Regions from separate parts of the Homo sapiens genome. Here region 2 is linked to region 1. A link is an interaction called in ENCODE POLR2A ChIA-PET data of the cell type or tissue named here. Cell type or tissue: HepG2. All regions are shown on one strand. Links, peaks and the distances in the headings refer to the core of each region. The heading gives the core; the rest is flanking DNA.

Evidence for each region. Peaks named below come from ENCODE experiments on the same cell type or tissue, not always from the same donor. Only the 100,000 strongest peaks of a DNase experiment are listed, where the experiment ranks them.
Region 2: POLR2A ChIA-PET joins it to region 1 with 11 read pairs; 21 of 35 experiments call an interaction of 5 or more read pairs at or near these places.

Annotation. Positions count from the first base shown.
Region 1 is chr1:1,055,317-1,061,232 of GRCh38, reverse strand. It overlaps AGRN (agrin), which reads right to left. Exons shown (of 36, transcript NM_198576.4): 36 at 5,117-5,916. It overlaps LOC100288175 (a long non-coding RNA gene), which reads right to left and starts at 1,499. Exons shown (of 4, transcript NR_148960.1): 1 at 1,387-1,499; 2 at 840-953. RefSeq lists enhancers at 1-819, 1,665-2,508 and a silencer at 1,282-1,921. In HepG2, for the core only: no CTCF peak of the experiment used is centred there; a DNase peak (open chromatin) is centred at 2,782; H3K4me3 peaks cover 1,169 bases.
Region 2 is chr1:993,366-1,007,744 of GRCh38, reverse strand. HES4 (hes family bHLH transcription factor 4) reads left to right here and starts at 7,648. Exons shown (of 4, transcript NM_021170.4): 1 at 7,648-7,879; 2 at 7,958-8,053; 3 at 8,132-8,219; 4 at 8,313-8,781. The coding sequence starts at 7,772. The coding sequence ends at 8,686. RefSeq lists enhancers at 632-1,617, 5,466-5,605 and silencers at 5,656-6,005, 7,083-7,132, 7,233-7,612, 7,683-7,822, 8,373-8,682. In HepG2, for the core only: no CTCF peak of the experiment used is centred there; DNase peaks (open chromatin) are centred at 1,074 and 2,333; H3K4me3 peaks cover 1,281 bases.

The DNA of each region.
Region 1 (5,916 bases), core at 1,846-4,345:
GGAGGCTGAGGCAGGCGCATCACCTGAGGTCAGGAGTTTGAGACCAGCCTGACCAACATGGTGAAACCCCGTCTCTACTAAAAATACAAAATTATCCGGGTGTGGTCATGGGCACCTGTAATCCCAGCTACACGGGAGGCTGAGGCAGGAGAATCGCTTGAACCCGGGAGGCGGAGGTTGCGGTGAGCCGAGATCTCGCCACTGCACTCCAGCCTGGGCAACAAGAGAAAAACTCAGTATCAAAAATAAAAATAAATAAATTAATTAACAATAATAAAATTCAGCAACAGCCACGGTGCCACTGCTCAGGAACACCGCGGTGCCGGTCGGCACGGCCCGTCCTCTCCCTCATCTCCAGAGCCGTGTCCCGCCCTCCAAGCCCACGGAGGACTTGGCTGTCAGGGTTGCCACGGACGTCGGGGCCCAGCCGGTCCTCAGCAGCCTCCGAGGCCGTCAGTGCCGCCTTCTTCCAGTGGCGCCTTCTCTGCGAGGCTCTGTGGAGGCTGCACTTCCCGGCTTCCCACCTTGCCCTGGCCAGGGCCCTTTGTCCTCCTCCTCGATGGGAGCCCCAGGCCCTGGCTCTTCTGTGTCTGCACAGAGTCTAGGCCAGTCCAGCGCCACCTCTTCTCTGAGCTCCAGACACCCGGTTTCAGCACCTCCGTTTGCAAAGTCAGCAGCACGTCTTTCCTAACATCTTCAAAACCCAAAGCTCCTGATCTTGCCCCCGCGGCCCACACCCTCTTCTTCATCTTCCCCACACAGGCAAGGGTGGCCGCCCTGCCCCCGGCCCCCCTCGGCGCTCCCTGCCGGCTCCGATCCATGAGTTCCTCTCATCCTACCTTCAAAAGGTGCCCAGAGGCCACACGCGGTGGCTCACACCTGTAATCCCAGCAGCGTGGATCACGAAGTTAGAAGTTGAAGACCATCCTGGCCAACATGGTGAAACTCCGTCTCTACTAAAAATACAAAAATTAGCCAGGCATGGTGGCATACACCTGTAATCCCAGCTACTCCGGAGGCTGAGGCAGGAGAATTGCATAAACCCGGGAGGTGGAGGTTGCAGTGAGCCAAGACCGCGCCAGTGCACTCCAGCCTGGGTGACACAGTGAGACGCCATCTCAAAAACAAAAAACAAAAAACAACAAAGGTGTCCAGAGCCGACCACTTCTCCTCCAACCGCCTGGGCCTGCCAGGACTGTTGGTTCCGTTCTGCCCGACTCTGACCCCACAGCCAAGCCTGAGTGAGGCCAGGCCTGGCGGGCCAGGGACCAAAGTGTCCTGGCAGGGCCTGCGGGTGGAGGGGGGCAGGCGTCCAGGACCCCGGGTCTGAGGCGTGACCCAGCTGGGAGCGCGAGGAGGGCCCGGGTGGCATTTCGCCACGCCCACCTGTCGGGGCCGTAGACGCTTCTCCTGGGGTCCAGGATTCTGGGCCGCCGTGCGCCGGGCTCACCTGCACGAGGGTCTCACCGCGCCGCTCGCCGGCGCTCGGGGTGCGCTCTGGGCGGCCGCACCCTCCGGCAACTCCGCGAAGGCGCTGCCTGGGCTCCGCCCCCGAAGCCTCGCCCCGATGCCACGCCCCGGGCCACGCCCCGAGGCCACGCCCCCCGGCCTTCTTAAAGGGTCCGCGCCCGCCACTCTTGCCGGGCGCCTGGGAGTTTGGGCTGCAGGCGGAAGCTCCGGCCGTCCCCGCTTCAGAGCCGGGGGTCCCGCGGGCAGCCGGGTCGCGGGTCGCGGGCGTTGCAGGCGGCTCCGTCCCGCCCTCCATTCCAAGACCCTCTGGCTTTTCCGGGGCCGCCTCCACTGCGGACCGGGGCCGGAGGGGGGCGCTCCAGGCTGGGGGGCGGGGCGGGGCCCGCGGGACCGACCTCCCTGGCTGTGCCGCGTCCGCCTCCCTGTAGGTCCCAGCCCCAGGCCCGCCGGTTTCCGGAGTCGAGCTCCCACCGCGGTCTGTCCCGGACACGCGCGCCTCTCCCTCGCCTGCGCTCAGCTGCCATCCTTTTCAGCGGTGGCCCCGGGCTCCCCTGGGCTTCGCCTCTCAGACCCACAGCCTCCAACCTGGGACCCACCAGCGCCTCTCCGCCCGCGCGGCTTCCCTCCTCCTCACCCCCGGCCACGGAAGGCCTCGTCACCCTCCAGGTCCCCTTTGAGTCCTCTGGGTCCTGCGCGCTCCGCAGCGGTTGCTCCCCAAACTGCCTCTCCTGGTTCTGCGCACCCTCCTCCTCCCCTCCGAGGTCCTCCTCCCTCCTCCATTTCTGGCGTCGGGGCTTTTTCTCCTCTCCTAGGCAACACCCAGCAGGAGCACCTGCCTCAGGCTTCAGCCCAGCCTCTCCCTGCCTGGCACCCCTCGGCCCCCTGGACCCCACTCAGGGAACCCCAGCTTCCCCAGCCCAGCCATCCCTCCAGACGCATCAGGGCGAATCCACCCAAAGCTCCGGTGCCTCCAGCTCCATCTCCACGTCCCTGAGCGCCTCTTCTCACCCCCCTCGACCCGCCCATTCTCCCCCAAATCCCTCCCTCTGCTCCCCCTGCAGCCTAGCACCCTGTCCTAGCCAGGGGCGTCTTCATGAAATCTGGTGGCCTCCTGCTTGGAGCCCTCCAGGAGCCTCCCACAGCTCCTCAGGCAGCACCCCCAGCTCTCTTCCCCAGGCCCACGCAGCCCCACTGGACCTGCCCTGCCCATCTCTGTCCAGCCTCTGCTGCTCTGACCTGTGGCCTCTGTCCTGCACGCTGGCCTCTGGCCGCTCCTACGCCTCCGCTTCCTGCTGAAAGATCCCTTTGTCAAGCCACAGGGCCCTGCACACCGTCCAATGGACCCACACCACATGCCCCGCCTCTGGCCTCCTCACCTGCCCTCCCCCTGCTCATGCTTCGGGTCTGGGTTTGGGCGTGTTTTCTCTGGACCTTTCCTGAAAACCAAAGTTAGTCTGCCCCCACCCTGGCCCCCCACCGTCAGCGACCTGTGTGTGGCCACCGCTCCTGGACTCTCTCCTCCCCGACCCCCAGTGCCTGACACCTGCCAGGCACACAGGGTCGGTCAGCATATCCCCAGAGGACCAGGTGATGAAAAGCCCAGAAAGCAAACACTCAGACGCATGGGACCTCCTGGGTGTGGAGCTTGTGGGTATTATCTTTTCATTTTTTTTTTGAAACGGAGTCGCGCTCTGTCGCCCACGCTGGAGTGCAGTGGTGCAATCGCGGCTCACTGCAACCTCCGCCTCCCGGGTTCAAGCGATTCTCGTGCCTCAGCCTCCCGAGTAACTGGGATTACAGATACCTGCCACCACGCCCAGATGTTTGTGTTTTTAGTAGATACAGGGTTTCACCATGTTGGCCAGTCTGGTGTTGAACTCCTGACCTCAGGTGATCCGCCTGCCTCAGCCTCCCAAAGTGCTGGGATTATAGGCATGAGCCAATGTGCCCAGCCATTGGTGTTATTTTATTTCGATGTTTTTGTGGTTTTCTTTTTTCTTTTTTTTTTTGAGACGGAGTCTCCTTCAGCCACTGAGGCTGGAGTGCAATGGCGTGATCTCGGCTCACTGCAACCACCGTCTCCTGGGTTCAAGCAATTCTCCCGTCTCAGCCTCCGGAGTAGCTGGGACTACAGGCACCCACCATCATGCCCAGCCAGTTTTTGTATTTTAGGAGAGACAGGGTTTCACCATGTTGGCCAGGCTCGTCTTGAACTCCTGACCTCAGGTGATCCACCCGCCTCGGCCTCCCAAAGTGCTAGGATTACAGGTGTGAGCCAGCGCACCTGGCTTTTTTTTTAAAATCATTAATACAAAATAGAAAACTACACTTAGTTATTTTTCATAAGAGACAGCAGTTTGCGAAGGGCCACCCAGCTGGCCACACACCCTACCCCTTCTTCCCCTGCTTCTCCCCAGGGCTCACATCTGCCGGTGCTGGGTGCCAGCTCTGTTTTTTAGACAGGTTCTCGCTCTGTCACCCAGGCTGGAGTGCAGTGGTGCAATCACAGCTTGCTGCTGCCTCAACCTCCTGGATTCAAGTGATCCTCCTGCCTCAGCCTCCGGAGTAGCTGGAGCTACAGGTGTGTACCACCACGCCTGGCTAATTAAAGAAATTTTTTTGCAGAGATGGGGTCTCACTATGTTGCCCAAGCTGATCTCCCACTCTTGGCCTCAAGCGATCCTCCAGCCTCAGCCTCCCAAAGTGCTGGGATGACAGGTGTGAGCCACCGCGCCCTTCCCTGAGGCTCAGCTTCTGCAGTGCTGTCACCCACACACTAATTTAGGAAGCAGGTTAGAGGGAGTCCAGGAGCCCAGCTACCCCAGGGGTTTCTAGTTAGGGGCTTCCAGCAGTGCCAAGGGTTGGTTCTGCACACCTGGGCCAGTGAAAAGGCTGCCCAACAGCCCCACGCACCCTGGCTCCCCCCAGACCCTTCCAGTCCTGGGTGCAGCCTCCTCCCAACCCTGTGCTCTGACACAGATGTGGGCCAATTATGTGTGCAGGCACACACACACACACACACACGTGCACGCCAGAGAGCAGGCACACACACCCACACATACACGCCGGAGAGCAGGCACACGCACCCACACACGTACATGCACCCACACATGCACGCCGGAGAGCAAGCACACGCACCCACACGCACACGCACCCACACATACACGCCGGAGAGCAGGCACACGCACCCACACACACGTACATGCACCCATACATGCACGCCGGAGAGCAGGCACACGCACCCACACCCACACGTACCCACACGTGCACGCCAGAGAGCAGGCACACGCACCCACACGCACATGCACCCACACGTACCCGCACCCACACGTACCCGCACCCACACGTGCACGCCAGAGAGCAGGCACATGCACCCACACGTACCCGCACCCACACACACACACCCCCACACGTACACGCACCCACACGTGCACGCCAGAGAGCCTCCTGCCTCCACGGCCCCGCCTCCCACAGTGCTCAGCAGTGTGTGCTCCCCACTCAGGGCCTCATCAGCCACAAGGATCCCTGTGCAGGGCCTGGCTCCATCCAGGGCCACCCAAGGGAGCTCCAAGTCCGTGCTCCCACCACAAAGCGGAGCAAGAAGCCAACGGGCCAGCGCGCTGGTGAGGATGGACAAAAGCAATGCTTTTAAAGTTTTCAGACTTTATTTCACAGCGATTGACACAGAAACATACTAGAGTTAGTAACACGGCACCCAGCCCCACCGCCGCCCGCTTCATCGGGTCCTGCTCCTAGGAGGACTGGGCTGGGGCTGGGGGTGGGGATGGGATGGGGGTGGGGAAGGGACGGGACGTTGCAGTTTAAGGCATTTCTGGCTTCGGAGCCATCCCTGCCACCTCTGCACCTGCCCCTTGACCTTGGTCAGACACTGGCTGGCCCCTGGTCATTCTGAGACAAGGACGACTTTCACTGACGCTGTGGGGAGGATTTGCAGTGAGGCAGCCCTCAGCCGCTCTCAGGCGAGATGGGAAAGATGAGACCCACCACTCCAGGGGTCAAATAAAATCAACACATGAAGAACACAGCCATGGCCAGGCCCAGATACCCAGGCAGGCGGCAGAGGTCAACCCCATCCCACAGTGAGCTCCTCTCGATAGCCCCTCGCAGGGCCTGGGGTGTGGCAGAGGGATACGGTCACGTCCAGGGTGGCTGGGCAGGGCCAGCTGAGGGTCAGGACACCCAGATCGGCCCTGGTCTGGCCTCTGCTCCTCAGCAGCCTGGGGCTGGCGCAGGCAGCACGGGAGCAACGCAGAGCTGTGCCCAGCAGTAACATTGTTTGGAAGTCACAGTATTGGCGCAGGAGGCCGAGGCAGGGCCCAGAGCACACACAGGAAGGAGCAGCTCAAATGGGGGCTTGGAAAGGCCCTGTGGGGTCACCCGGAGGAAGGGCCCCATCAGACCTCAGCAGCCCCTTCCTCTCTGGGA
Region 2 (14,379 bases), core at 12-2,511, 52 kb after region 1:
ATTGCACAGGAGATGGCACACGTATTTATGCTGAAGGTCATACCTGAAGCTCACAATCACGTTACCACATCAAGCTGGAAATGTCACCACGATCTGGAGAGTTGAACGTGTTTTACTGGGAATAAACTTTTTCTTTTTTCTTTTCTTTTTCTTTTTGAGACAGAGTTTGCTCTTGTTGCCCAGGCTAGAGTGCAGTGGCATGATCTTGGCTCACCATAACCTTTACCTCCCGGGTTCAAGCGATTCTCCTGCCTCAGCCTCCCGAGTAGCTGGGATTACAGACGCCCACCACCACACCCAGCTAATCTTTGTATTTTTAGTAGAGACGGGGTTTCACCATGTTGGCCAGGCTGGTCTCCAACTCCTGACCTCAGGTGATCCACCCACCCCGGCCTCCCAAAGGGCTGGGATGGCAGGTGTGAGCCGCCGCGCCTGGCGATAAACCGAAATGTTTTATTCCGTGTGCGTTTGAATTTAGAATCTTGAGGCGCAGCTGCTAAAACACCCCCGAGTGTAAGAACTCTGAGTCTGATTTTCTACAACTTGAATTAGGGGAGCTTGACACACACACGTGCATCTATTTAATGTGTAATTTAATGAGCTCTGATGTAGGCACCTGGCAACCCGTCAAACACGGGTCTTCGTGCTTCGTCGCGTCTCTACACGTCTCTACGTGATCCTCGCCCGTGGAGGATCATGCCAAAGCTTCCTGCCTTCCCGCAGAGCCAGGGTGATCTCAGGTGGGTGAGCCCCGTCGGGGTCCGAGGCCCGGGCCAGGTGCAGGGCTGACTTGGCGCCCTGGACTCTCAGGGAGGCTTGAGCCTTGCTCGGGATGGCTGTTGCAGGGGTCTGGCCTCATCCATCTGGAGGAGTCTACCAGCCTGCAGCCCACTCCCTCGCTCTCATTCAAATCCAGACCCTTCCCCGCCTTCCCATCTGGCCAGTCACCACTCCTCAGCCGCCGCCCTGGATGGCACCTGAGTGACTCATGGCTCCTGATGACACGTGGACTTTGGTTAGAGCTCAAAGGTCACTCCGATGACACGGCTGGGCCTCTGCCTGTCCCACAGGACAGGATGGGCTGGGAAACCCCACAGGGGCACCATGGCGCTCTGAGAAAGTCACACCGAGCCTGTGATTCCCTGTGGCCACCGGATGATGACCCGGAAACGTGTCACTGGAGACCCTGGGTTGGCCGCCTTTCCTAAGAAACATGGATTGTTGACGTCCGAGGCTGGGCTGATTACACAGGCAGCCCCTCCCCTCCAGATCCCATGGGGAGGAGCCTCACCCTGTCTCTCCACCTGGGACCAGGAAGGCCGAGCTGCCACCATCTGACCTGGGCCACAGTCTCGCACTGCTGGATCCCATCTTACCGGGCCGGAGCCTCCCCACCCACTCGGCAGGCATGTCACCCCCCAGCTGCAGCCCCCTGTAAGGGCTTCCTGGGACAGCAGGACCTGAGACAGGGCGGAGGGTCCCACTCCACACAGTGGACCCAGTGGGCCACTTAGAGTTGCCTGGTGTCTGGTGGGCTTGGCCCCTGGGGAGGGCATCTGCAGGTTAGAAGCATGCCACTGGCTGCGTCAGGGAGGATAGAGTGGAGGGGCAGGCCCATGAGCAGGGAGGGCTGCCGTTCCAGCCAGGGGGAGGCACCCAGCTGGGGAGGGGTTGGGGGTACGTGGAGCCTGGTGCGCTGGACAAGAGGGACCCTCTTAGACCTAAAGGACCTGGCAGGGGACGCGGGAGCTGCACACCTTTGGGGAGCAGGGGGCCCAGAAGCCCCGAGCCGGACACCTGACCCCACACGGCCACGGACAGGGCCCCCGCGCTGGGCCACGCATGCCCCTCCGCCTGGGGCAGTCACCGGGTGCGAGGTCGACCCACGGCCGGCTTCAGAAAACTCCGACCCACTGGAGACCCAGGCCCAGCTGTCCTGGGGGCACTGCTGCGGGGGGAACTGCTGCGGGGGCACTGCTGCGGGGGCTAGGGCTTGACCATACCAGGCTCCCTAAAGTCCCTGCCACTAAATGACACTTTCATCCCAGCCTTCCCAGGGCCAGCAGGGCAGATAAACCCAGGGGGCTCATCAGGCAGCCCTGCCCCTGCGAGGGGAGGGCAGAGGCAGGCGGTGGAGGGGAGGAGGGGTCAGTGTGTGCTTCGACTCCTCTGGAATCTGGCTGCTGTGACTTGCTTTGGCCGATGGAGTGTGGTGGAGATTTTACTATGTGCGTTCTGGATCCTGGCCTCAAGAGTCCCTAGGCTTCCACTTCGCCCTCCTGGAACGCTGGCCATGTGTTAGGAGGAAGCTGACTGAGAGTGGGTAGGACTCCAGGCTGCACGGCTCTGGCAGAGAGCCCGGCAGCTGAGGGACAGCAGCCCCAGGTGTCCAGCATGGCTACCCTTGGGCCCTTCCCACCCAGCTGACCTTGGCCCAGGGCCGCAGGCTGTGAGAGGCCCCAGGAAGCCACTGGCACTGCCCTGATCCCCACTACGGAAAGAATAGGCAGGTGGTGCTTAAGCCACCAAGAAGGTAGGGATTCCACACGGGCTGTGGTCTGCCCACATGAACAGGAAGGAGGGAGGGTGAGGGGCAGACACAATGGCCGGCCAGATAGGCTTCTCTTGATAAGGAGAGAACAGACAGGGGAGGAGGAAGCCGCAGATGCAGGCTGTGCATCTGCCCGAGATCTCAGGGCTGGCGGACAGCAGAGGCGGGAGCTGGGAGGGGGGCAGAGAGAGTGGAGAGGCTGGACCGTGGAGGGGTGCAGTTGGGAGAAAGGACCCAGTGGGGTAAGTGGGGAGGGGACAGGACCCCTGAAAGAGAGGAAGTCAAAGTTGGAGAATTGCTGGTGTGGATTTTGAAGGCATGGCCGGGAGAGTGACAGGGAGCAGGTGTCCCCTCCTGCAGGAAAGGGGTGCCGATGACTTCAACACAGTGAGGTCTGGTCACAAAGCGGGGGTGGTTTTGGTGGAAAAGGAAAGCAGTCTGGGAGTGCCAGTGAGGAGGGACAAGGGCACCCACCTCGTCCTGGTACAGCAGAGAGAAAAGCAGCGCCTGCCGGGAGCAGGAACAGGCTGGGAGGGCATCCCAGACAGGCAGGGTGGGGAGACTCCAGTACCATCCTGCTTGGAGACACAGCTCCCACCGCTGCTGAGAAGGCATGCAGGTGGGGTGGCAGTGGCACCAGCCTGGTGCTGCTGCTTCTGCCTGAGTCCTGGTCTCTCTCTGGCAGCCTGGATTCCTGCAGCCCTGGCCTTCTGTCACTACAATCCCAGCAAACACCCAGGAACAGCTCTGCGCCCACCTCGGCTCTCCGGGAGAGAAACCCACCCCCACCCCAGCCTTGGTTCCTCGGTGGCTTTGGCCCCAGCTGCCTGAGTGCACAGCCCGCTGCCCTGGGCAGGAGTTGGGGACCATGCTGAGGACCACCTGCAGGGGGTGGCTACAGGTCTCTGATGTCAGGAGTCAGTGTGTGAGGGGGGTGTTGAGGGCCGTGGCGAGATGGCAGCCGCCACCTCTGGGTCAGAGGTTGGGAGGGGAGGTCACAGCCAGCACCTCACAGGCCTTTTGGGGACACTGGCTGTGGTCATGGAGTGCGGCCACAGTGGCCCAATGTGAGGAGACCCCCCAACAAGGCTGAGGCCCCCCCAGGTCCAGCCTAGAAGACACCCCGGTTTTCCCCACAGTCTCCCCACTGGCGTGTGAATGTCCTCATCAGTCACCCCCCTTAGCTAACAGGGGGCTGTGCAGATGCCCCGGGGCCACCCGCCATTTGGAGCTTGACCCACTCAGGGCCAGGAGGTCGGCTGGATTTCAGTGGCTCCCAAGAAGCACCCGTTAGATGGGGGGGAGGGGTGGGGAAGTCGCTGAGCCTCTGCCTCTGTGGAAGAGAGGAAGGGATCAGCGAGGAGGGAGCAGGGGTGAGGAGGGAAGGGTCACTCTCCCTGGGTCAGGGCCCCAGCCCACCTCCACTATTCCAGTCTTGAGTGCCGCACCACAAACCACCCCAAAACAGCACGCTCAGCAACCACCCTACTGTGTGCGGGCAGCCTTGGAACGGGGCGCGCTGGGACCTGCGCCGGAAGCTGCTCAGGAGTCTGGAATCCAATGCTGATTCCTCCACGGGGCCTCTCCTTGAGGCCAGGGCGTGCTCCCTCCCAGCACGGCAGCTGGGTTCCAAGAGCGACTGTCCCAGGACAGCGAGGTACGCATGGCGTCTTCCAAGTCAGCCTCAGAAGTCATGTCCTGCCAAACACCCCATTCTTCCCAGCTGAGACTGTCACAGAGTCTCATGTAGAAGGCATTTCAAGATATGGGGATGGGAGATACTATCACGGCCGTCTCTGAAAAACGCAACCTGCCCCCAACCCAGGTGTCGGCACCATCCTGGGCTGCAGCCCAGGATCCACCCCCACACTCAGAGCAAGGGAACCCCAAGGCCCTCAGGAACCCTGAGGCCCCTACCACAAATCGAGGCCAGATTCGAGAGGCAGGGAGGGGACCATCAGAGGCCAAGGGCACAGACCCAGAGAGACAGACACACAGATGGGAGCTGTCCTGTGGCAAAGAAGGTGGGAGGAACACAGTCCCCGGAGATCCTGGAGTGGGCTCCCTGGCAGGGGGCAGGGAGCAGGGGGGTCTCTTCCTCTCCAGAAGAGCAGAGGCAAGTGCTGGTGGCCCCTCCTGCCTCTGCTCAGCAAGGACCCCAGCTGCTGCCCAGGGGCAGGAACCCTGGCAGATGGGCGTGGGTGCTCACTATGAGTTGGACGCCGTCAGTGGCTTTAAAAGTAGAATCTCCTGGCCAGGCACGGTGGCTCACACCTGTAATCCCAGCACTTTGGGAGGCTGAGGTGCGTGGATCACCTGAGGTGGGGAGTTTGAGACCAGCCTGACCAACATGGAGAAACTACATCTCTACTAAAAATACAAAAATTAGCCAGGTGTGGCGGCACACGCCTGTAATCCCAGCTACTCCAGAGGCTGAGGCAGGAGAATCGCTTGAATACAGGAAGCAGAGGTTGTGGTGAGCCCAGATCGTGCCACTGCACTCCAGCCTGAGCGACAAGAGTGAAACTCCGTCTCAAAAAAGAAAAAAAAAAAGTAGAATCTCCTATTAAGACCAGCCTGGCCAACACAGTGAAACCCCATCTCTACTAAAAATACAAAACACTAGCCGGGCGTGGTGGTACATGCTTGTAATCCCAGCTACTTGGGAGGCTGAGGCAGGAGAATCGCTTGAACCCGGGAGGCAAAGGTTGTGGTGCCACTGCACTCCAGCCTGGGCAACAGAGCGAGACGCTGCCTCAAAAAAAAAAAAAAAAAAAAGTTAGCTCCCTTTTACAGATGAGAAAACAGGTACAAGGAGGGGAAGTGAGCCCATCTAAAAACCAGTGAGGGAATGATCAGTCCCAGCCACGCTTGGCAGGGAGGAGACTCACGCCTGTAGTCCCAGCACGTTGGGAGGCCGAGGCAGGAGCATCGTCTCGGGCCAGGAGTTCGAGACCAGCCTGGGCAACATAGGGAGATCCCCATCTCTACAAAAAAAAAATAAATAAAAACGATCCTCAGGCTCCTCCTTCCATCCCGAACTCCCTGCCTGTCTAGGGACTGGGGGAGGCCCAGAGCCCCCCCAAATTTCTTCCCAAGCCGGGGCCCAGGGGCTGGGGAGATTCAGGCCGGCAGCTCCCCTGGGATGACCCCCAGCAGGAGGCGGCGGCGACTGCGGCCACTGGGGGCGCTCGCGGGCTTTCCCGCCCGGGCCCAGCGCTCAGGCCGGGGAGGGACGCGGGACGGGGACACCATCCACACCACCTCCTGGGCTACGGGGCCGGTCCGAGCCTCTCCAGCGCCGAGGCGCGCGCAGAGAGGTCGGGGCAGGAGAGCCGGGGCTTAAGTGCTCGCGGGGCCACCTCCGAGACGCCCGCCCAGCCCCCGCGGCTTTCCCCAGTCGGCGAGGGGCGCGGACAGCCTCTCGGCGGAGAGGGCGCCACCCCCGCTCCGGCCTCGCAGCCCCCCGCGCCCCTGTGCAAGCGGCGGGGTGTGGGGGGCGCCTCAGGGGCACCGCGGAGGGCCGGGGTCAGCGCCGCGAAGAGGGCGCCTTCCCGCGTGGGCCGCAGGACTTTGCTTGGGGCCAGATTAGACGTGGGGTCCGAGGGGAGGGGAAGCTTCCGCACAGAAACCCTGGGTCCAGGTGCCCGGGCAGGGGCGAACCTGCCAATCAGCCGACTCCCTGGCTCAGAAAAGCTCCCCAAAAAGTTCCCCGACTCCCTCCCCGACCAGAAGCTCCCGGTTCTCGCTGGCCCAGCTCCCCCTCCCCACCTCCCTCGTCCCTGCGCCCCCTTCGCACCCTGGGAATGCCACGCCCTCCCTTGAGGCTTCCCCCCTGAGGACCCCCCACCCCGCAGAAGCCTTTGGGACCACCCGGCGTCAAGAAGGCTTTTGTCCACCCAGGCCACCCACCTAATTCGGTTCTCTTACGTGACTGCTGAGTCTGCCATCTGCCTCCTGCCCGGATTGAAAGCCCGGGAGGGTCTCCACACCCGGGCCCAGGCCAGGCTCTCCAGGGGGCTCAGGAAGCCTCCGCTGCACGGACGCGTGAGGCCGCCGGGGACCCCGAGTGCGGAAAGGACCAACGTGCCCCGCAGCGGCATTCGAAATAAAAACAGCAAACACGAAAATAACCACAGCCCTGTTTTACGCAACCTGCCCCTTTGCAGTTATATTAACAGTGGCCCCTCATTTTTCTGTGAGCCCCACTTTGCTGCTGCTGAGTTCGCCAGCGGGTCACCTGGAAGCACGTGGCGACACGGGCCACATGACGTCATCCCAGCAGGCTTGCGTCATCGCCCCGGGTGCCTGGTGACGTCACCAGCCCGCTCGCGTCACGCGCACGTTCTGCTCCTCGTGGTCCGGCCCGGCCCGCGCCATCACCGGCCCTGCTCTGCGGGGCCACCCGTGCGCCCCTTCGCCGTCCGCTGACTCCGCCCTCCCGCCTGCCGACCCGGCCGCCGACCTTCCCCCGGCTCTGTCGCTCCCAAGGCTTTCTGCAGCCCTCCGTGCTCCAGGCCGCACACCTGAGGGTGGGACCCCCGGAGGCCGAGCCGGTGTCGGATCAAACTCGGAGACCGAGCAGGGCCCAAACCGGGACCGGAGTGGGGACGGGCGGAGGAAGCCAAGAGGCTCGAGACCGAGGCTCGCCCACCCCTCGGCGCCGCCGGACCCTGCGCCACTGGGGGAATTTCCTTCCCGACTTCCCGCGCGGCCACAGCCCCAGCTCCGTCCAGCCCCGGCTCCCGGCCCCCTGGGCGGGAGAGTGAGCCCCGAGACTCCGCCCAGCCCCGGGGGTCCCGGGCCCCGTTCGCCCCCAGCGGCCCCTCCCGGCGCGTTGCTCGGCCCCGGCTGCATCGGGGAGCGCGGGATCACCCGGCCCTGTCCCCAGCGGTGTCGGAGGGGGGCGCGGGCGGGGGCCCCGCATGCCATTGTCGCCCGCGGAGGCCGCGCCCGGAGCCGAGGCGTGACTGACAGCGAGCGGGGGAGGAGCGCGGCCGTCGATTGGCTGGGGCGAGTGTGGGAAAGAATGCGGAGCCGGGTTCACACACCCCGCGGCGGCGAGGCCTTAAATAGGGAAACGGCCTGAGGCGCGCGCGGGCCTGGAGCCGGGATCCGCCCTAGGGGCTCGGATCGCCGCGCGCTCGCCGCTCGCCCGCCAGCCCGCCCGTGGTCCGTGGCGGCGCGCTCCACCCGGCACGGGGAGGCGCGGGGCGCACCATGGCCGCAGACACGCCGGGGAAACCGAGCGCCTCGCCGATGGCAGGAGCGCCGGCCAGCGCCAGCCGGACCCCAGACAAGCCCCGGAGCGCGGCCGAGCACCGCAAGGTGGGGTCCCGGCCGGGCGTGAGGGGGGCGACCGGGGGGCGGGAGGGACGCGGGACTCAGCCGGTGCCCGACCCGCAGTCCTCCAAGCCGGTCATGGAGAAGCGGCGCCGAGCGCGTATTAACGAGAGCCTCGCTCAGCTCAAAACCCTCATCCTGGACGCCCTCAGAAAAGAGGTAAGTCGGGGGCGAAGGCCCGAGACCCGGAGTCTGGGTCGCAGCTGACCTGGACCTCCCGCCTATCCCCGCCCCCAGAGCTCCCGCCACTCGAAGCTGGAGAAGGCGGACATCCTGGAGATGACCGTGAGACACCTGCGGAGCCTGCGTCGCGTGCAGGTGACGGGTGAGGCGCGGGCGGCGGCGGCTTGGAGGCGGGGGGAGGGCGCGGGACCCCCGGGACCCGGCACCGACCTCTCCTCCTGTGTCGCTCCCGCAGCCGCGCTCAGCGCCGACCCCGCCGTTCTGGGCAAGTACCGCGCCGGCTTCCACGAGTGTCTGGCGGAGGTGAACCGCTTCCTGGCCGGCTGCGAGGGCGTCCCGGCCGACGTGCGCTCCCGCCTGCTGGGCCACCTGGCAGCCTGCCTGCGCCAGCTGGGACCCTCCCGCCGCCCGGCCTCGCTGTCCCCGGCTGCCCCCGCAGAGGCCCCAGCGCCCGAGGTCTACGCGGGCCGCCCGCTGCTGCCATCGCTCGGCGGCCCCTTCCCTCTGCTCGCGCCGCCGCTGCTGCCGGGTCTGACCCGGGCGCTGCCCGCCGCCCCCAGGGCGGGGCCGCAGGGCCCGGGTGGGCCCTGGAGGCCGTGGCTGCGCTGAGGCTGTGGCCCTGAGACTGCATCGGAGGCGGCGCCCCGTTCTAGGGCCGTGGCCTTTGCCGAGACTGTAGCAGAGAAAACGTATTTATTATTCCAGAGTCTGCGTCACGAGTTTTCTTTCTTTGTCTTGGTGAAGAGTTGACTTTGGGAGCGCCCCGCAGCCACGCCGCGCCGGGGTCCCGCCCTCCTCCCAGGGCCGCGGTCTGCAGGTGGCTGGGGGCGTCGGGCGGGCCCGGGGGGGCGGGCTGGGGGCGGGACCGAGGACTGAGGGCGACCCCTCCGCTCCGCGCCCTCCGCTCCGCGCCCTCCCCTCCGCATCCCTGCAGCCCCGCATGCGCACCCGCCCTCTGCCCCCGCGTTGGGTTTGCCTCGCTCTGCGGTGGCGGTTGTGAGGGGTCCCCCCGGAGGCTCAGGTGGGAAGCTCAACGTCCCTGAGTGCCCAGAATCTTCCCGGTGCTGGAAGGCGGTCGCGCAGCATCGCCGGGCAAGTTACTTTTCGGAGGCCCCTTTCCCGACTCCCAGTCCCCGGACCGCGGAAGGCGGAGGCTGCGGTCCTGAGCGGCGCTGGGATGAGGGCGGCCGCCCTTGGCCCTGAAGACCCCCGCTGGGTTCTCCTGTTAAGTGCAGAGCTGCCCGTGCCCACCGCAGACCCCTCCTCCAGGCGTCTGTGCGGGGGGCGCCCGGCGGGAGCGCGCGGGTCCGAGCTGGGCTGTGGACACCGAGTGCCGGGGCCAAGGACGTCGCTCACGAGGGCGTCGGCCCTGCCCGCAGCCTCCCCTGCCCCGGTAAGGGAGGTTCCGCCTCCCCAGTGGGTGAGGACTGGGGGCTCCTCCCTCATCGTCCCGAGCACGTGCCGTTGTCGACCACCGAGTTACCAGGCAGCGCCGGACGTTCCCCTGAACCAGCGCCGCGGTCGCCATCCCGGTCCCGCGTTCGGGGGGGTCCGGCGCAGTTCGAGGCACTCAGCCGAGGCAGAGGGTCTCCCCCTGAGCCGCACCCAGGGCCATTTCCCAACTGGGGCCGAGTTCACCAGGGCCCACGGGAGGCGAGCGAGCCCTCCCACCAGCACTGGCCCTCCAGGCCCCAGTCTGTGCCTCCATCAGGAGCCCCCCTGGGCCCTCCAGGACACAGCCGTGCACAGCTTGTAGGAGCCTCCCAGGCCCAACAAGCCAGGCCACCCCTGGCCCCTGGCTGCCCTGCCCCCTCCCTGAGCTCCGAGGGCCAGGCCAGTGACCCTGGGCGGGGTAGCATTGGGCTGGGGGTCCCACCCTTGGTCCCCCCAGCAGTCCTACTCTGGGGGTCCTGGTCCCAGGAGAGCCTCAAAGTAGCCCTTCCCCTTGGGAGCCTGAGACCCCATGAGGGAGGCCCCCTTCTCCTTGGGAGCTTGAGACCCCGTGAGGGAGGCCCCCTTCCCCTTGGGAGCTTGAGACCCCGTGAGGGAGGCCTCCTCAGCAGCACAGGAAGGGACGGTCTTCTTGGGGGCAGCTGGAAGCTCAGCGTGGCCGGGGGAGGGGAGTTGCTCAGAGAAGGCATCAGTGCAGAAGGGGAAGGAGGGCCTGGGGCAGCGAAGCTGGGAGTGTGGGGAGGAGCTCAGGGTAAGAGAGGCACCCCACAAAGTCACCCGGGCTGTGGGTCCCAAGAGGGCAGGGCATCTCTCCACCAGGCTCTGGCCTTGAATGCCCTCTCCACTGTGGCGAAAGGGCCCTGCATAGCTGCCCAGGGACCACTCAGGTTCTGGGGGAATCACAGTCCTTGGGCAGTCCCTTCGCAGTCTGGGTTCCTTTGTGCTCCACACCACCTGCCCCCTGGCTTTTCCCCCTTGTTTCCTCCTAACTTGTCGTCCATCCCATCTGCCGCAGGCTGGGTGGTGCATCATCCGGGCCCAGCTGGACGGGGCTCCAGAGGGCGAGGGCTGAGTCTGTCCAGAAGCTCTGTCCTCAGCACCCAAAACAGGGAAATGGACCCACGGGGACCTAATCCATCCCTTTGAATGACAGAGCTGGGAGGTTTGGGTTAGACTAGCGAGGTCTCAGGAAACACAGCCTGAGGGGCCGGGCTGGACGGGGGCAGCATAGGGGCTGTCCTGGGCTCCCCCTCAGGCCGCCCCCTTCTCAGAGCCCCCCTCGGGCCTCCGGGAGCCAGCCTCTGCCTACACCCAGCCAGGACGCCCACCAGAACCTGCTTAGGCACGCGGGGGTTCTTTCTGCCCTCCCCACCCTGCATCCTGTGGCCCCAGACGTGAGGTGCCCCCTCCCGCGGGGGGTCCTTTCTGCCCTCCCCACCCTGCATCCTGTGGCCCCAGATGTGGGGTGCCCCCTCCAGCGGGGGTTCTTTCTGCCCTCCCCACCCTGCATCCTGTGGCCCCAGACGTGAGGTGCCCCCTCCCGCGGGGGGTCCTTTCTGCCCTCCCCACCCTGCATCCTGTGGCCCCAGATGTGGGGTGCCCCCTCCAGCGGGGGGTCCTTTCTGTCCTCCCCACCCTGCATCCTGTGGCCCCAGACGTGAGGTGCCCCCTCCAGCGGGGGGTCCTTTCTGCCCTCCCCACCCTGCATCCTGTGGCCCCAGATGTGGGGTGCCCCCTCCAGCGGGGGGTCCTTTCTGTCCTCCCCACCCTGCATCCTGTGGCCCCAGACGTGGGGTGCCCCCTCCAGCGGGGGGTCCTTTCTGCCCTCCCCACCCTGCATCCTGTGGCCCCAGATGTGGGGTGCCTCTTCCCGCGGGGGGGCCTTTCTGCCCTCCCCACCCTGCATCCTGTGGCCCCAGATGTGGGGTGCCCCCTCACGTGGGGGTCCTTTCTGCCCTCCCTACTCTCCAGACATTTCCTGCCCCTCCCCACCTCAGGTGGCGGCTGCTCAGCAGCTGGGGTCTGGCCCGGTCCCCCATCCCTGCCCCTCCCCAGCGATTTTTATCTTGGCTTTTGGTTTTCTGCTGAATAGTAGGTGAAAGTCATCTTCTCGGTGGAGGGGGTGTGGCTGGCAGCCCCTGGTCACTTCCAGTTCATCTCTCACTGCCTCCTTGATGAGGACCAAGGGTCAATAAATGTTTGCTGAATTCCTTTGCCTCTGGGGTGTCTGGGCCGTGTGTGTCTGGGCTTGTCTGCCGCGGGGGGAACGGGGCAACACAACCGCAGATCACAGGCTTTTGAAATCTGGAGAACCTCAGTCCCTGTGGTGACCGAAGTCTAGGCCAGGCCCATGAACTCCGGGCGCCGGCAAGTTAGGGATGGGGGTGGGGTTGGGGCTGCCTGGAGCCGGGGCTTGTGAGAGGTGAGGCTGAAGCTCGCCCCGCCGGGTTCTGTGGTCACCTGGGTCCAGGACTGTCTCCTCACCATGCCTGGCTGCTGCCCCACGGCCCCCTGGAGCCCCAGGGTTATACCCACCTCGGACGCAGCCGGGGCAAGGGCCCTGGGGTGGCAGCCTCCCTGATGTCCCACTGTCCCCTTCTGGCATTCACACCTCAGTGTCCTGAGGGTCCAGTGATCTGCAGGATCAGCAGGGTTCTGCCCAGGTGATGGGCTGAGAGTGAGACCCTGTCTCAGAAAAAAAAAAAAATCAGTTGACTGTAAATGTGAGGACCTATTTCTGAACCCTCAATTCTTTTCCATCGATCTATACATCTATCCTTGTTCTATTATCAATCACACTGTCTTCTTGATGACTGTAGCTTTGTAGTAAGGTTTTCTTTGTTAGATTGGGTTTTCTTTTGTTTTGTTTAGACAGAGTCTCTGTCGCCCAGGCTGGAGCGCGGTGGCACAATCTCGGCTCACTGCAACCTCCGCCTCCCGGGTTCAAGCGATTCTTCTGCCTCAGTCTCCCGAGTAGCTGGGATTACAGGCACCCACCATCGTGCCTGGCTAATTTTTGTATTTTTAGTAGAGACGGGGTTTCACCTTGTTGAAGCTAGGCTGGTCTCGAACTTCTGACCTCAAGTGATCTGCCTGTCTTGGCCTCCCAAAGTGCTGGGATTACAGGCTTGAGCCACCGCACCCAGCCCACTGTCAGGCGTTTCTTTATAGCAATGTGAGAATGAACTTACAGTCAGCCTATAAGCTCAGCATGGAGCGTGGAGAGAGGAAGCTGGTGGGCAGAGGAAGGCAGCGGCATCTGAGCCGTTGGGCTCACTCTGACCTGGACAGGGCAACGGGTGTGGGGGACCCTGGGGGTAGGGACAGGTGGAGCTGGGGCAGCTCTCCTCTTCTGGGACTGACTCCAGTTACATGTATATCAGTTGAAGTTGTCCCACAGCTCACTCTTCTATTTGTCAGTTGCTTTTTTTTTGAGATGGAGTCTGGCTGTGTTGCCCAGGCTGGAGTGCAGTGGTGTGATTGTTAAAGACCATTCTTTCCTCCATTGAATTGTCTTGGCACCTGTGTTGAAAAATCGGTTGCCTGTAGGCCAGGCACAGTGGCTCACGCCTGGAATCCCAGCACTTTGGGAGGCTGAGGCGGGCGGATCACCTGAGGTCAGGAGTTCAAGACCAGCCTGGCCACCAAGGTGAGACCCCGTTCCTACTAAAAATACAGATATTAGCCGGGTGTGGTGGCGGTGCCTGTAGTCCCAGCTACTCGGGAGGCTGAGGCAGGAGAATCGCTTGATCCCAGGAGGCAGAGGCTGCAGTGAGCAGAGATCTTGCCACTGCATTCCAGCCTGGGGGACAGAAAAGAGGCTCAATTGGCTTGTGCTTCTGCAGGCTACACAGGTAGCATGGTGCTGGCACCTGCTCAGCTTTTTTTTTTTTTGAGACAGTCTTGCTTTGTTACTCAGGCTGGAGTGCAGTGGCATGGTCTCAACTCACTGCAACCTCTGCCTCCTGGGTTCAAGCAATTCTCTTGCCTCAGCCTCCCGAGTAGCTGGGATTACAGCTATGTGCCACCACGCCAGGCTAATTTTTGTATTTTTAGTAGAGACGGGGTTTCCCCATGTTGTTCAGGCTGGTCTCGAACTCCTGACCTCAAGCAATCCACCCACCTTGGCCTCCCAAAGTGTTGGGATTCCAGGCGTGAGCCACTGCGTCTGGCCCTGCTCAGCTTTTGGGGAGGCCCCAGGAAACTTCCAATCCTGGCAGAAGGAGAAGAGGGAGCAGGCAGGTCACATGGCCAGAGCAGGAGCGAGATGGGGTTGGGGGTGGGGTGCCACCCACTTTTAAACACCAGCTCTCCTGCGAGCTCACTTACTAACCCAAGGACTGTACCACGGCGGGGGGATGGTACTAAGCCATTCATGAGAAACCCACCCCCATGGTCTATACCTTCCACCAGGCCCCACCTCCAACACTGGGGATTACAGTTTGGCATGAGATTTGGGTGGGGACACAGATCCAAACCATATCACTGACTGGCATGTGCCAAACACACCAGATGGCAGGGCGGGCTGTGCTCCAGCATGGGACCCTCCAGCTGCCGATCCCCCCCAACCATGGCCTCTTAAGCCCCAGGCCCAGTGGCCCCCTTGGTCTTGGCCCCCCCAGCCCCGGTCAGGGATGAGGTCTGCTGGCTCTGGCCAAACTTCCTCCTTCACATGCACCGGGAGGAGGCCCAAGCTGTCGGCGGAGACGCCTGGGGGCCAGGACATCGTGTCGTTGTGCACCTTCTGTTTTTCCAGTTCGGCTTTAGGAAGAGGAAGCTCCATCAGCACGTCCCCAGGAAGCTGGTTTGTTGGGAAAGGGGTGAGAGCAGCACTCCAGGAGGTGGCCAAT